2 separate regions of the Mus musculus genome follow, and region 1 is linked to region 2. The links are chromatin loops, found by intact Hi-C in ENCODE. Cell type or tissue: left cerebral cortex. All regions are shown on one strand.

Evidence for each region. A loop is a pair of places that touch in the nucleus more often than their neighbours do. Peaks named below come from ENCODE experiments on the same cell type or tissue, not always from the same donor. Only the 100,000 strongest peaks of a DNase experiment are listed, where the experiment ranks them.
Region 1: a loop joins it to region 2, with 2.2 times the contacts of the local background. A loop is called at or near these places in 3 of 42 quality-filtered maps.

Annotation. Positions count from the first base shown.
Region 1 is chr11:82,609,703-82,617,702 of GRCm38, reverse strand. No RefSeq gene overlaps it. Among named protein-coding and RNA genes, the nearest start is that of Gm24612, 18 kb to the right of the region's middle. In left cerebral cortex, CTCF peaks have their summits at 4,022 (motif pointing left) and 5,561 (motif pointing left); DNase peaks (open chromatin) are centred at 4,002 and 5,515.
Region 2 is chr11:82,382,569-82,390,568 of GRCm38, reverse strand. It overlaps Tmem132e (transmembrane protein 132E), which reads right to left and starts at 1,669. Exons shown (of 9, transcript NM_001304439.1): 1 at 1,456-1,669. The coding sequence starts at 1,522. Gm38577 (a long non-coding RNA gene) reads left to right here and starts at 3,129. Exons shown (of 3, transcript XR_880073.3): 1 at 3,129-3,613; 2 at 7,498-7,774. In left cerebral cortex, CTCF peaks have their summits at 1,749 (motif pointing left), 2,471 and 3,491; DNase peaks (open chromatin) are centred at 893, 1,778, 2,540, 3,210 and 1 more place; H3K4me3 peaks cover 3,647 bases; H3K27ac peaks cover 861 bases.

The DNA of each region.
Region 1 (8,000 bases), 230 kb before region 2:
GGCAGTAGTAGGGACCACTCTGGGTCTGATCTTTCGCACAGAGAGCCTCTACCACCAAACCCCAGCCCAGCAGGCCTGGTAGGAGGTGGAGAAGCTTCAAGGACTTGAATAGAGAGGGGAGGCGGGAGGGAGGTGCAGAGGGCTTTGCTTAAGGCATTTGTTTGCCTTCTGGATTTGAAAGCCTCCGACCCATTTCTCTTCTTCCCCTCTGCTGGAGGGTCCTCTGTTCCATATATCAGCCTTTATCATACACAGCTATTTTTTTTACCCTGCCTTTGATGTAGCCCTTGCTATCAGTGAGGCATGCCAGCCTGCCCCTGAGCTTGCTTCCCACTGTCCACTCACATCCCAGCTGCTTCAAGTGGTCAGCCACCTGCTTCTTAGCATCCAAATCTTGTTCTCAGGCAAAACCCTGTCGTTCTAGTGAGGCAACAAGGAGAGATGGAAGATGGTTTTCTCAGTCATGTGCAGCGATGTAGAAGCTGCACAGTCCTGTCCGACCTCGCAGAGATCTCCACAGGAGCCCTGGCTGTCTAGGTGGGGAAGGAAGTTTGCTCTGCTACACTTGGTCAGCAGTGGGGACCTACCTCCATAAGCAACTGATCTAGGTGGCTGTGGATGTGAGGCGCCCCCTCCCCCAGTGTCTCTGCTTCTCCATGCTCCCCACGTGGAGTTTAATGAGAAGCAAAATGCCACAGGCACAGAGCCCAGTGGGAAGGAGAATGTGGAATCGGGGCTGCTGGAGATGGCCTGGGTCCTGTGCACCTGTGGGAAGATCGCTTTGATGTCATAACTGAGTATGTGAAAATTAAAAGCAGAAAACCAGAGGCAAAGCCAGTTGCTGGGGGGATAGCATCGATGGAGGCTGGGCATGTTTTTCTCTTAACCATTCTTCTCTGAAGGCCTGGCATTCATGGTCATAGGCATGCATGTGTCTGTGTGTGCAGCCTGCATCCATGTGTCTGCACACTCCTACACAGGCATATTCACCCATGTCCTGTGTGTGTATGTGAGTGCCTGAATGTGTGCGAGCATGTATGGATACCTATAGTGCTGCTCTGAGGTTTTGGTCTGGGGCAGTGGGGAACACTGAGGATGGAGATCAGGCCTGCTAGCTGGCCTCTCTTTGTCTCTGTTTGGACTGCCAGACACACAAGAATGGAGTGTCTGAAAAATAACAGGTGCTAGCCAGATTGGGGTGGCACACATCTTTAATCCCAGCAATTGTGAGGCAAAGGCAGGCAGATCTCTGTAAATTCAAGGCCAGTCTGGTCTACAAATCGAGTTTAAGGAGAGCCAGGACTATACAAAGAAATCTTGTCTCCAAAACAAAACAAAAACAACCAAACAAAAACAACCCTCCAAACCAGCTAACCAAACAAAAACAAAACAAAACAAAACAAAAACACCCTCCAAACCAGCTAACCAAACAAAAAAAACAAAACAAAAACACCCTCCAAACAGGTGCTCAGTTCTCACTGAGTTGTGGAGACCAGGAAGGTGTCTTGGGGAGGGCCTGGTCTGGTTCACTGACAGTGAGTAGAAGGGCAAACATGCCCCTTTAATTCCCCCTTGCCAGGGCACTGACTCACATCCACAGACCCTACTCTTATGATGGAGACACTTTCTGAAAGGCCCACTTCCTTCTTCTGTCACCTTGTGGGTTGTCTTAGTGTCTTCTCCTGTTGCTGTGATAAAATGCATGGACAAAAGCAAGTTAAGGAAGGGAAGATATATTTCAGCTCACAGTTCAAGGTTCAGCTCATCATGGTGGGGGAGTCAAGGCAAGCAGGAGCTTGAAGCAGCTGGTCCACTTATCCCTGCAGGCAGAAGAGCAATAGGTGAGTGCTGGCTAGTGTTCAGCCCACTTTCTCCATCTTATATAAATGCAGGATCTCCAGCCTAGGGAATGGTCTCACCCACAGTTGACATGTGCCCTTCTCTGTCAGTTAATGGAACCAAGACAATTTCCTACAGACATTCTCAGAGACTAACCTTAATGTAGATAATCCCTCACGGGTGTGCTCAGAGTCTCATTTCCCAGGCGATTTTGAATTCTGTCAAGTTAGAAACAGTAACCATCCCAGAGGTCACGAGGATTTCAGTCTAGGAACTGGGATCAGGGTGAGGTGCTCCCACTTGTTTTAGGCTACACTCTTACTTTTGCTGAGTCTCTGTTCTTACCTAGAAAATGAGGTAAAAGTTAGGCACATGGGGCAGGTGAGAGAACTCTTGGAATAATATGTGGAAAAGACCTCAGGGAACATCAAGACTAGGCAAACACTCAGTTATTACTCATTCACCTGAGAAGCAGTCATTGAGCATTTCCTGTTGGGGACCCCATCCGAGGCCCTGAGGCCCTGAGGCCCCGAGTCACAACTGCAGATACCCATGGTGCTCCCTGCAGAGCCCAGAGAGTACTGGTCTACCTCGAGGAAACCCTGAGGTGTTTGTCAATGCTGTGAGAGGAAGTGTGAGGAGTGGATGTCTTTCAGGTAAGGGGGAGGGGATCTGTGCTTAGGCTAAAGCCCCTTCTCACAGAGAAACAGGAATCGCAAAAGCTCAGACTGAGACTGGCATGACTCAGTGTGTCTCATGGTCCAGTTCTAATCTAGGCCACATTATGCTCCAACCAATGTCTCTCCTGCCATGGGGGCAGCCAGGCCTGTGAGCATTCCTAATTCACTCTTGAACTCAAAAGCATTAAGTATCACTTTGTGCGGGCCCAGCTGCAGTCTTCTCACGCCAGGAGCCTAAAGCCTCCTATAGCCCATCGGTAACCCTCAGATGCCCACACCAGCTTCGGAGACACTCCCAGATTGTGTGAGTCACTGGAATTCTAGGCTGTTTCTCTCCTTCCAGGAAAATGTCTGCCAATGGCTTTTATGACACCAAGTAAAAAGCCCTCCCCACTTTGGATACTTTTATGTCAGCTTTAAAGGGTGGGCGCGAAAAGCGCGGACATCTCAATGAAATAACTGCCATCAGACCTGGGTCTCTTCTTCCTACAAGACAGAAATGACAAGCCAAACTGGAGGTGGCAAGTACCTCCAGGGACCTCATGGTGCCGGGCTTCAGGACCCATGCTAAACTTCCAGTGAAGGGAGGGGCTTCCCCACTGCTTGAGGAAGGGCTTAGCCTCCCTCTGGGACCCCTGGGCCCACATACCCAGCTGCTCGTTTGGCTTGACCAATCGGGGTTTACAATCCTAGGTCATGTGCTTTGCTGAGCACTCTGTGGTCATAGCCGTATGTTATGCTGAACGCTCAAGGTGGGGACAGAAAATGAAGGTCAGATCTGTTCTACCATGGCTGGTTTGGTCAAGTCTCCTGACCTTTTAGTGACCTGGTTTCCTTATGGGAATAAACAGTATATGCCCACTGGGGTTGGGAGGGGGCAATAAATAAACTGATGCTAGAAGACGAGATGGTTCAGCGGGTAAAGGCGCTTGCTGCCACTCCAGACAAATTGGACTTTGATCCCTAGGACCCGCATGGTGGAATCAGAGAACCAACTGCTTCAGGCTGTCATCTCGGCCATCTCATCTAAGCGATGGGGCAGCTGTGACCTGGTGTAATTGTTACTGTACTGTATGTAGCAAGCGTCCAAGCATCACCCTTTCCTCGGTTCTGGTTGGGTCTGTCAGCAGGAGATGGGAATTGGGAAAGGGCGCTGTGAGGTGCTCGCTCCTACTCCACCATGGAGAGCTTCAATATTCAAGGTGGTACAAGTGGCTGGAAACATCTGGAAGGTCCTCATTCGCTAGCTCATGCAGCTCCCGGGCTGGGACTCCTTTTTGAATGGCACATTCTGACTGGTGATAGGTGAGTCTGAAGAGAAAGTATCGAGAGAATGAGCAGGGGAACGGGGTGGGAACAGGAATTGGGAGGGGGGGGTGACTGGGGGGGGGTGCACGGGGAGCCGGTTTGTGATGGATGGGTGGGTAGGAGGAAGGAAGTGACTTCCTTCTATAACCTAGCTGCTGAGTGTCGCCTCTGCTGCCCTCTAGTGGTAGAGGCAGTGGCAAACCTGCCTAGGTTTAAGGTAGGAACAACTAACAGACCCAGCTTATGGGTTTGGATACTTGAAGTAAAAACGATACATGTTTAGAAAAATGCCTGGGCTATAGTATTAGTATAGTTAACAAATGCTAAATATTATGAAAAGCAACACCTAATAATTAAATGGTACATTTTATAACTAGTGAAGTATAAGTAAGTGAAATATTATTTTAGTTTGTGTTGGGGGAGAGGAGATGGTAAAGAAAGCCTCCAGGAAGATGATACATGAGTAGGGTTTTGGAGGATAGATAAAGAGTTTGCTATGGTATCTCTTCACACAATTTGGGTAGAGGAAGTAACTTGGACAAAGTCCTAGAGGGCTTGAAACAGTGATGCGTTCATGTATCCCTGGTGCTGCAGCAACATTTAGAGCCAAGAGCGCTGTCCAGAGCAAGCTGGGGGGAATCTTGTCAGCAGGACTGGTTGGGATTTTGTCATGACGGTAGCAAGAAGCTATGAAGGGTTCAAACAGGGTGAGTGACAGCATTGTAAAGGGGAGAAGGTGGTATCTGGGGACCAGAGGAGAAGCCATAGCACGGCCCCATGCAGTAACATGACCACCTACATGGTGCCTGTCCCCACTCCAGGCATCCAGGAGGAGGCAGGTCTGTCCATTGTTTTATTACATTTATTTAGGTATATATTTTATGTGCATGTGTGCAGGTTCATGCGTATGCACCACAGTGCCCATATGGAGGTCAGAGCACAAGTTGTAGGAGTTGATGCTTTCCTTCCATCCTGTGGGTCCCAGGCATTGAATTCCAGTAATAAGGCTTGGGTACAAGTACCTTTCTGTGCTGAGCCATCTTACCAGGTCCCAGATCTGTCAATTGTACTTCCTTTCACTGAGTCTGAGGACCCAGAGAACTGAAGTCCCCCAGCCTAGAGCTGGAGACATCATGAGCTGATGATGATGCTAGTCTTACATAATCACAAAAGGGGACAAAAATGGCCTTCTTCCTGACACAGGCTCTAGACAGTCCTGTATGTTCTTGCTGCATGGCAGACACTAGGTGGTCACATCTCAGCAACTAGTGGATGCTGTGTCTATGATGCATGAGGTGGCAGTGTGAGGGAATTGGGGCAGGACACAGACATCCTGCAGCGTACAACCTTGGGGTGGAAACATGGGTGCTGGAGCCTGGCTCTCTGGCTTCAGGAAGAACACTTCTTCCCTGTCCTCTAACTTCCTTGTCCTTGCATGGGAATTCAGTGACATATGTATCCTGAGTGTATGGGACATGAAGCTCAAACCCTCTAAAAACACTTCTGTTGTACCTGCTGAGAACCCAGGACCCTCATCTTCTTGTCACCCAGTAGCCCAGAGAAATGGTGCTGCATCTAGACCATCTGCCTCTTTTGACTACACAGTAGACTACACTTCCCAGAATCCCCAGGGTGGACATACAACCTGGATCAAGGCCAGAAAAATGGTGGCCACAAAGGAGATGCTGCCAACTTCCACTTTCTCCCTCTGCTGGCCAGTTGCAGAGGCACTAGAATGACAGGTCTCCACCAAGGTTTTGTCCCTCTGGGAACCCTTGGCAGTATCTAGAGATAACCCACTGTCATGATTTGTGGGAGTGCTACTGGTGGGCAGAGATCAGGGATTTGGCTAAATACGTCACTGTGCTTGGTAGGACACCTCCACAGATCATCATTTACCCCATGCCACTAGTGATGAGTCCCGGATTCTCATCTCGAGTGTCCAAGTCCCTTTGATGTGCAAACAGAAGAGCCTGTGTTCTTGAAGGGCTGCATGGAACACCACAGCTCATGAACTCTGCGCATTGCTAAGCCATTGGCTTCTCAGGCTGTGTTGTCAGAATCACTGGTGTTTCTTGCTTGATGACCACTTCATTTAGGAAGCCAAGACCAATGTGAAGAACTTGTATGTTTGAACTGGTAAGTCTGGCTCTAAAACCTGGGCTGGCCTCTGTGTTATAACTCCTGGTTCTAAGGAGAAGTGGGCCATCACTGTGCCTCCCCTTGTCTGCTTTCTGGGGGCTTCAGTTGAACAAACAGAGCACCCAGTAGGTGGGCAGACAGAGCACCTATCACCAGCATGTGGCTTACTCCCCTGCAGAGCCATGACTGGTGAGGGTGCAGGTACCAAGATGGTTGGTTATCTGGTTCTCCAGACCAGGCTGATAGTATCTCTACATCTGGGGCATCTGGGGCAGCCCAGGTTGGTTATCTGTGACAAATGCTTCTTTAAAAGGCTGGAAAGACACCACTCCTGCATGGATCCCTGTGGTGTCCTCTTCAGGGAGTTCCTATAGTCTGAGTATTCCTTTCAAGCCACTGGGTACTCCTCTTGCCCCAGGCTTGAGTTCGTAAGCAGGTGTCTGGAGGTGTCTCAGCTCCTTGTTAATTTCCTGGCTTGCCATCCTGAAAGTCGGAGGGCTGAGAGACTGCCACACAGGAAGATGGGGAGATAACAGTGTCTGCCCCGACTTCCCGCCTGTCAGCAGTCTGTCTCCCTCACCTCTGTCTACCCTCATCGTCTCTGTCATGCAGTCAGAGCCTTGACAAAAGGCGCTGGTCAGCCTAGTTGCAGGCAAGCTCCGGAACTAGAGGAAACCTAGGTGTCTTTGGTTCTAAGACTCAAACGTGTGTTTCTGAACATGTGTGGAGGTGTGCTTACCTACACTTCCCACCCTTGGTTGTAAACATCTCTGACAGATCATTTAGTCCAAGCCTCGGTAGCCACACAACTTGGCACCCTGCCAAAGGATCCCCACAGCCCCCCTTTCCTGAAGTAACTTCCAAGGGTGAGCCTGACACCCATGCCACTTCTCCAGTAGGTGAAAAGTCCTTAGGTTTGCTCCAAGTCTATCTAGCTGAAATCCAAGACCTTTGTCTGTAGGTTCTGGATAGAGATTACTGTCTTTTTACTTCTTAGATATTAATCTGCCAAGTAGCTGAAAAGAGAAAGTATACTCCCCTCTTACTGAGCTTTCTACATTCTCTTTTGCATTCGGAGCCCAACCCATGGTCTGTGGAGGTTGGCTGCAGGAGGGACGTACACAGCAGAAATGGCCTCACTCCTCTCTGGCCCTTGGATGTTTCTCTGGCCTGCTTTGAAAGCTCTGTGGCTGCAGAGCAAGCAAGAGTGTGGGAAGACTGGCGGACAGGCAGAATTTAACCTCCCTGGGTTTGAGTTAGACTCAGTACCCGAGTTAAGTAGCTAGATGGAGATTGGTGGCCTTGGAGGCCATTGAGGATGGACACCTCCCTCATGAGGGACCCCACCTTCCGTTCCCCTAGAAAGGAACACACAGCTGCTCCTCTTTAGGCCCCTGGGTCTGGAGAATGGAGTCCACCTCAGGCTATAGCTGGAGGCATGATATTCTCACCTGTTCCAAAGCAGAGAATGTCACATATTACTGCTCCTTCCTAAAGAAAAGATAAAGCAGCTGGGCTTGTCATTCACCCAGCCTGGAAGTCACCCTTCAGGACGGTGGATTCGCCTGAAGACTCTCTAAGGAGATGGGAGGAGTAATTATCCCTTTAATGAGATAATATGCTTATAGCACCCAGAAGCCCCACCCCCCACCCCAGCCCCAGCGGTTTATGGAACATCCATGCAGCACTGATAAACCTGCCTGGTTTCCCAAGTTCTGACTCACAAAGCAAAGCTTGCCTTTTCCCATCTTTCTACCCCCTTTCCTAAGCATGCTTTTGGGCACTCTGGGCTTCCTTGCTTTTCCTCTAAAGCTCCCTCACCCTCCTGCCATGCAGCTGCTTGCTGGACCTCCATGGCTCAATGGGTGGTTTTCTTGGACCCAAACTCAGCATGCATGGCTTTCTCTTTTCATTCTTCCATCTCTTCGTCTTCTGGCAGGCGCCAAAGTCTGCAGTTTGCCTGACCCCTTGCTTTTCTTCCAAACTAAATTGTCTTTGAGTTTCCTTCTGAGTCCATCTTTAAATTCTTTT
Region 2 (8,000 bases):
CTGCATCCCTAGTCACAACTCCATACCTTATTCCTGCTGGTCAATGCCTGCTCATTGCTCCCGTGAAGAATCAAGAGAAAAGCAATCCCCAGGGAATCCAACCAAAGGCAAAACAGCTTACTCCACAGCAGGAGAAACCCAGACACCCAGAGGAGCTTCAGCTTGTTCCCTTCTGCCTCCTAGCTCTTGGGCCCTATGATTCCTTGAGACCACTTTCTCTTTACTCTTTCAACCTTGAAAATACACCCTACTCGGGGCGAGGGGCGCGGAGGGGGGTTCGTTGCGGAGCAAAAACGAATTAAGAGACCGTGGGGAGGTTCACAGCACACTCAAATCAGGCTGCCAGGGACTGCACAGATTCGGGCAAAAGCTGACCACTACAAACGGACGGTTCTCTCAAACATCCAGATGGCTCGCTCCACTAAGGCCTTCTCCAATTCTGTCCTTGGCTCACCCTCTCGGGAGTGGGGCATCAGAGTCTTATATCCCTAGCTAGTCCTTTGCTGGTTGGGGAATTGTCCCGGGTCAGCTGGTTTCACTTGGGCGCAGCAGAGGGCCGCTTCCCCGCCGCCCCTGCCCCCTTGCTTCCACAGCTCCCTTTCTCTCGTTTAGGTTTGCGCCCCTCTCCTCCTGGAGCATCTCCAGCTTGCGGAAGCCCGCCGCAGCGCCCTCCTGGCTCATCTTGAGTTCCCACTCTGGGTGGGGGAGGTTGTCCTACTACCCCCTGCCTCCAACCTTCATATCCCCCATCTCACTGCTGGGGCGCACCATCCCCGGGTTCCTCCCTCCGTCACCCCTTTCCGGCAGAGCCCAGAGCCCAGGGCGAGCCTGGGGAGCAGACGCAACAGATTGCAGAACGCTGGAGCGCGGCCCCGCTGCCTTCGCGCGCCGCCAGTCTCCCGGCCCGCGCCCGCTGCCCAGACCCCCGCCCGACTTGCTCTGCGAGCCGGCCGGCCATTGAGATGCTGCTCACAAGCCTCCCGGGCCCCAACCGTGCGCGTCCCTGTCCTAGGCCCGCCGCAGGAAGCCAGACAGCCGGCGGCACGGCCCGCACCCGCCTGCGCGCCGGGCCCGGAAGCCGCGATCTCGCCGGTCCCAGTGGTCCCCAGCCCCTCGCGCTGCATGGGGAGCTGCGGCCGGGTACCCGAGACTCGACCTAGCTGATCTCTCGCACCCCTCTAGATATCCGTGAGCTGACACGCCCCCAGGGTCTCGGGTTTTTCCCTGAATTCTAACTCTGAGACCGAGGAATCTACCCCCCCCCCGCCCCAATCTCCCCTGGACCGACCTCGGTCCCCTCAGCGGACTCCCGCTGCAGCCGGGAACCGTGCTGGTAGCGACGGCGGAGAGTCCAGGGGAACACTGGGATGAGGTGCTCCTTCCTTCGGTTCTCTCTGCGCCCCCTCCAGGGGCGCCCGCCGCATCTTCACCCCGAGTCTGCGCCGCGACACTTACCGTGGGCGAGCAGCACAGAGAGGCAGAGTAGGGCGGCGCCGCGGCGGCCCGACATCCCTGGGGCCATGGCCGAAGCGGGGGCAGGAGGGGTCCGAGGGTGTAGAGATCCACGGCGAATTGGTCTCAGGCTGGGCTCGGTCGCCTCCAACTCACTGGCGCCCAGCTGTGTCTGTTGAGGCTTCGGGGGCCAGAAAGCGCAATTCGGGGACACTTTGAGGGGAGGGGCGTCCCGGGCACCACCGGCTACACCCTCGGAGCCGGCGGGGGCGCAGCTCGGGGCGGGAGGAGTCTCCACCTCCCCGGGCTGGTGCCCCCTGCAGGATCTGCGAGGAGAGGGGGGAGCCGCACGTGCGGTCCCAGGGCCCGGTGGCCACCAACGTCCCGGTGGCTGCCGAGGGCCGCGTGCCGAAGCCCCTGGCCTCGCCGCGCCGCTCAGATCCGTACTCGCTCGTAGGTACAGAACCCCAACGCGAACTCGAATCGCCTCGGTTTCGGTGGTAACCCCACATGCACAGCGCGGCTTTCTTCCTCTCCCAAGCGCCCTGCAGCAGTAGGGAAAATCCCAGGTCGGGAGGAAACGGATGATTTCTTTCGCAAAGAGAGAAAATCCAGGCAACTTTAATCCATCCGGGGAAGGAAAAGTTTCCTTGCAGGGATGAGACAGGCGACGCGGGTCGCCACCACCCTAGGCGACGCCCAGACGAAACGTCTGAGGTGGGGGACCAGATGTTTGTCCCTTCGCAGTGCTCGGTCTTGGACTCCAGCACTCTCTCCAGTCTCGACCGGGGTCTGCGCTAGCACAGGCCAACTCGGCGCCGCCTGGCCAGGCTGGGGTTCGGTGGCTGGAGCAAGGGTGGAGCTCTAGGCACTCGCTGCCCCATGGAGATGAAGCTAGGAGAAGCGAAGGAGCGGAAGCGCCAGCTAAGGCGCCCCAGCTCGAGCCGTTTCTTCCCAGAGCGTCTCCTCCAGTATCCAGCCCGTAAGCGTTGTAGGATGAGAGATGGGGTGGTCAGCCCTCGGCAGCACCGGCTACCCTTTTCTTTCCTCTCCGGTAGGGTGTCGCTGTCTCAGCACAGGGGTACCTTGCCCCGCCTCACACCTCTCCTCGCTTTCCCGGGGGAACCTACACAAACCTTGAACTTTTCCGAGGTTCACAGTCTCCGATCCCTCGTCCTACCCATCACCCCCGCCTTGCCCCTGGACACCCGCTCGCCCGTTGCCTCGGTGCGGCAGGGCACAGGCTGTCGCTCTTTCGGAGTCAGTCTGGGCGAGTAGATCGCCGCTCCAGTCCCAGCTACGGGTGGCAAGAAGCGGGAGCGCGGCCAGTGGGCTAAGGCAACCGCACCTGCGCAGCCCCTGGCCGGAGAGGCAGCAGCGGGTACCTAGGCGGCCTAGAAAAGATAGAGATGCCGATAGGGGTCCAGCTCTCCTTGGACGTGGGGTTGGGGAAGAAGAAGAATCAAGGACCAGAGGAAAAAAAAAAGAGGCGGGGGAGCCACAGTTGACCGAAGCAGTCGCTGCCACCTCCACGGCGCTCCTCGGTAAATGGTTGAAGAAAGACACACACACACACTGATGCTCGCTGCCCTCCTCCTCGGTCCGGCATCCAGCGCCCACCAGGACCGTAGCGGGCGGGCGCCCAGCTTGGCGCGCTCGCTCCCTTTTCCTCCCTCCCCTCCCAGATTCCCCGTGATCACGTGGCCCCGGAGCGCGCAGCCCACGGCTCGCGCGCCACGGAGACTTCCCCCTCCCCCGGCTCCCCTGTCTGTCCACGTGTCCATTCCGCATTCCCAGCCTGGGGGCGCGCGCGGCTCCTTAATGAGAGCCGGCCCAGGGCTGGCCTCGCCGTTCAGTTCTACTCCGCTTTACATTTAATTTTTTTCCCCCTCTGAGATTAAGGTTGGTGCGATCCGAGAGGGGTCGGTCGGCTGCTGCGACTGCGGTTCTCCTGAGCAGACGCCACAGCCGAAGCCGACCGAGGTCCCTTTTCAGGGAATGCCAGCTCCCCGCAGGGTGCCGGAGATGTTTTCGGTGGTTCTATCCGAGGCGCGGGTAGGGGGCAGCCTCCCACAGCCTCTGAGTCCTCCTGGGTCTGCAGGGCACCCGGTGGGAATCAGACAAGCTGCCGCGCCCAGCTCCTCTGGTTGGAGCTCCTCGGGTAAGAGGCAAGGGGCGCCGCTGGAGGCCGAGGAGAGACTTGCCTCTGCCTACAGGTTGTTTTGCAAACCTCTGAAAGGTGTCCGGGCGCGGAGGTGGGTGGGTGGGTGCGAGAAACTGCCCCTCTGTACTCTCACCCAGTCATCAGCTGAAGAGAGGGGGGTGTGAGGCAGACATTCACTCCCACCATCGCGCCTTTTCCATTAGAACGCAACCCAAATCAGACCCGACCGTCAACCGCCAATAGTCAATCAGGCATGAGATCAATGGCAATGATCTGACAGCATTATTGGATGTCACGAGGGAATCCTGAGAGGTCTGATCTCTATCAGTCCTACTCTGGAGGGGCAGTCTCTTGTCCCATGGGCATAGCCCATAGTGAGAGAATAGAACTTGAGAGTCACCCGTTATACCAGATGGAGTATGGGCTAGACAGATCAGAGCAATGGCTGGTGGGACTCTCCGTCTACACTTTATCTGTCATACTCGGGTCTTTTCTAGCCTTCCTGATCCTGTGAGTGTCCTTTTTGGGAAAATGGGTTTGGATGATGACGATAGGAACCTTCCTTGCCCCCCCCCCCCCCAGCTGCTGACTATCCCTGCTTAGGTTTCATATTGGAACCTGCCTAGCTGTTCTTGCTCCTCCCTCATAGCTCAGAGGTTCAGTGGGGAGAGCTAACAGTCTATTGGAGGCCCTGGGGAAAGACTATGCTGTAGTAGTCAAAGAAGATGATTCTCATTAGGTCCCTAATGCCTGGTGGCAATTAATGTCACCTAAGGGCTTATTAACCATCCCAAGGAGAGGCAAGCCAGCTACCAGCTCTCTCTCCTCCACCCCCAATCTGTGATGTTGAGGCATAGAGTACAGGACCCACTAAACACAAGCAGAATCCTTCTGGCCCTGACCACCAGCCCACTGGGGATCCAGAACTTAGGGATGGCTGGATGAAGGAGACAAAGCTGCTTCCTCTAAGATGCTGCCCAGGCTGCCCTTCTCCACAGCTTCTGTAGCTGACTCAAGAGCCAGTTCAGGTGAGGGCCCACCCTACCCTCCTAGCCCTGGCTGGAAGTAGCACACGGTGTTGGGTAGGGTGCTGGTAGGCTGGGCATCATGGAGTTCTGAAGAAACCAACTCAGTTTCCCCTCCTTGCACCCCAACTTCCATAACAGTACTGTGGATGTCTCCAATGCCACAGGTGTCAAGGGAGAATTAGCCCTTGTTCCCATGGATCTTCTGTTCTGGAAGGGAAGGGTAGATGCTAAGCATGTGAACTAGACTCTGGGGACACCTGAGGGTACTGCCATCTTTGTGTGTGTGTGTGTGTTTATGGGATATACACAAGCCTGTGGAAGCTAGAGGTCAAAGTGAACTGTCTTCCTCAATCTCTCTCTACATCATCTTCACCTCCATCATCATCACTACCACCATCATCATCATCGTCGCCGTTGTCTCTCACTGAACTCGAAACTCATTGTTTGGGCTAGACTGACCAGCCAGCCAATTCCAAGGATCTGCACATCTCTGCCTCTTCACCCTGTGGGTTATAGACACACTTCACTATGCCTGATTCTTACATGTTTGACGTTGATGTGAACTAGGGCCCTCATGCTTGTGCTGTAAGCACTTTGCTGACCTCTTGCTAGCCCGTGATCCTGTCATCCTCACAGAGTGGTGGTCTGGACTCCAGCCCTATTCTTTCCATACCTCCCAAGGTGATACGTTCGTCACTAACAATGAAGACTTGCCGTGTCAGCATGCCTGATGACCCAGTCGGTTCCTGGGTTCCACATACTCCTCTCGTCCAACTCAGAGGAGTGAGCCATCTGGAAAGTACAATACCAAAAGAGTCTCAGTTTTACTGTGCAGGGACACCTTACTTTTGTCAGCTGCATTCTGGAGTTCAAGGAAGAAGATAACTGGAGTAAAATGTACTTATCCAGTTGTCCCTAGCCTGACAACTAGGATGTCAGGAGAGAGGATGATCTTCCAGGCCATGTGATAAGCTACCTGTGGTCTCACCAAGAAGTATTGGTCTTGGAGTTCCTGTGAGCCATGCCCTGGGGACCTAGATGGCAGAGGTCAAATGGGGCCTAGGCTGGAGGAAGGGATGTAGGGAGGAACAGAGAGAGGGCTGGCATGCATGGCAGTCTTCTTCCTGTTTTTCCTTTCTGAGTGTCTTTCTGGATGGAGTTTTGTCAATGGCTGGGACCATCTCCTTTGCCAGCTCCTTTGTGATGCTTGGGAGAGAGAAGAAGGAGTAGGGGGAGGGGAGGGAGTGGGGCTCTGCTCCAGCACCTTGCACAGGTGCTCATCAAGACCCAATCCAGAGCCAGTACTGCTTCCTCCCTGTCTGACCAGCCCCTGTGAGAGTGTCCTGGCTTTCAGAATGCCTACCACTAGGAGGAGACAGGCGGGGGGGGGGGGGGGGGCTTCCTGGGACCTCCTGGGGCTTCTCATCAGATTCCCTAAGTTAGCCCTCACTCTTGTAATCACTGCAAACATCACACTATGTTAACTCTGCCATTTTATTAACCACTTTGATTTTGTGAGTGTGTGGTGTATGTATATGTTTAGGATGTACTTACCCCCTACCCACTACTCCTCTCTCTCTCTCTCTCTCTCTCTCTCTCTCTCTCTCTCTCTCTCTCTGTGTGTGTGTGTGTGTGTGTGTGTGTGTGTGTGTGTGTAAGCTGGTTTAGCTATCCAGCTTTGTTTCGTTTTGTTTTTTAATTTGGGAGACAGCGTCTCTCACTGAACCTGGAACTTAACTGTTTCAGCTAGACCAGCAGGGATCCACTTGCCTCCACCCTGCCCAGGTTATAGGTATTCATGGCTACTTCCAGATTTTTACATGGGGATCTGAATTCAGGTCCTCATGTTTGCACAACACTTGAGCCACTGAGCCATCTCCCTAGGCAGGAACAAATCCTTTTTATTGAGTGCTGTGCTCGGGATTGGAATGAATAGGCTGGGCAAGACAAACACCCAGATGGTAGACGTTTGAGAGCCTCCAAACCCTCAGGGAGGCAGTGGCACTGAGCACTAGCATCAGGAGTGCCTCTGAGGTGCTGGCCGCTGGGCTTGGGAATCTGCATGCATTCTGGTGGGTGCTTGCCTCGCCCCTATACTGTTTCCATTTCCAGTGGTGCCTCAGAGACAAGATGTTTCCTGACTGGGTTAGAAACCAACAGCACCAAACCAAATGTGAGATCCAGAGGTCAGATAAGTAGCCACCTGACCATTGCATCCCATTGAGCTCCACAGACAGCCAGCCTCTGTTTATCCCTGGTTGTACTTAATGGCCAGGAGGGTTCTAAGCATACACAGAACTTTCAGCTTAGAGAAGTCATTGGAGCAAAGGATCCAGTACAAGATGTCCAGGAACAAGGGGTCACTGTTTCCTGTACCCCTGTGTTGTCCACAGCAACTCAGCCTGTTGTCCCCTCATCCCACCACAGCACTGACTCACAACTCTGTGCATTCGTTGTGGAGTCTACCCCAAGGTTACTTGTACATAGGGTTATCATCACCATCATCCTGCCTCTGGTCTGCAGGCTCCTCACCTCCCACTGCCTGATGGGATCCTAGCTACAATTCCACAGTCATCACTAATCTCTGTTCCTGAAGACATCAGCAGCTAAAGGCAGAGAGACCTGTTTCCCGTTCTGTAAGGCAAGTTCTGCCTAGTTCCCTCCAATTTCTGTAATAAAATGTCACCGGCTGGGCGAATTAACACATTTACTTCTTCTCTTGCTGAAGGCTGGAAGTCCAATATGAAGGTGTTGGCAGGGTTGCGTCTTTGGAGGGCAGATGGATGTCTTCTGTGTGGTCATATGGCCACTTCTCGGTACTCATGAATCCTTGGTTTCTTTTCTTTTAATAAGGACAATAGTCCTTTGGATGTGAGCCCCACGCCAGCGGCCCCATTTCAATTTAATCACCTGTTCAAACGCCTTGTCTCCAAATACAGCTGCATTCTGTTACTTAGAGGCAAAACTTCAATGTGTCAATTTTAAGAGTTCACAATTTAGCTCCTAACAGCATCTGTAACTCACCATCCACACTGGGGTGTCCCTGAGAGGAAGAGGAATGCTCAGAATAATGATGTCGGAGCAGCAGCCTTACATGAGCAATCGAGGGAAACCAGAACACTGGGCGCGAGTGAGTCTCATCATTCATCTGGTGACTTTGTTTTAAGCCCCAAATCCCTCCTGTGCTCTGAGAATTTTGCCTCTCCCTGCTCAGTTCCCTTCCCTATCTGGTCATCACTAGTAGATGAACCCCACCCCTAACCCCCCAGCAAACATCGTGTCATGTGATCAGCTTAAGACTCTAGATAAGCTATACTAGTGCTCCACCGCAGGACTTGAGTCCCAGCCTTCTTTCT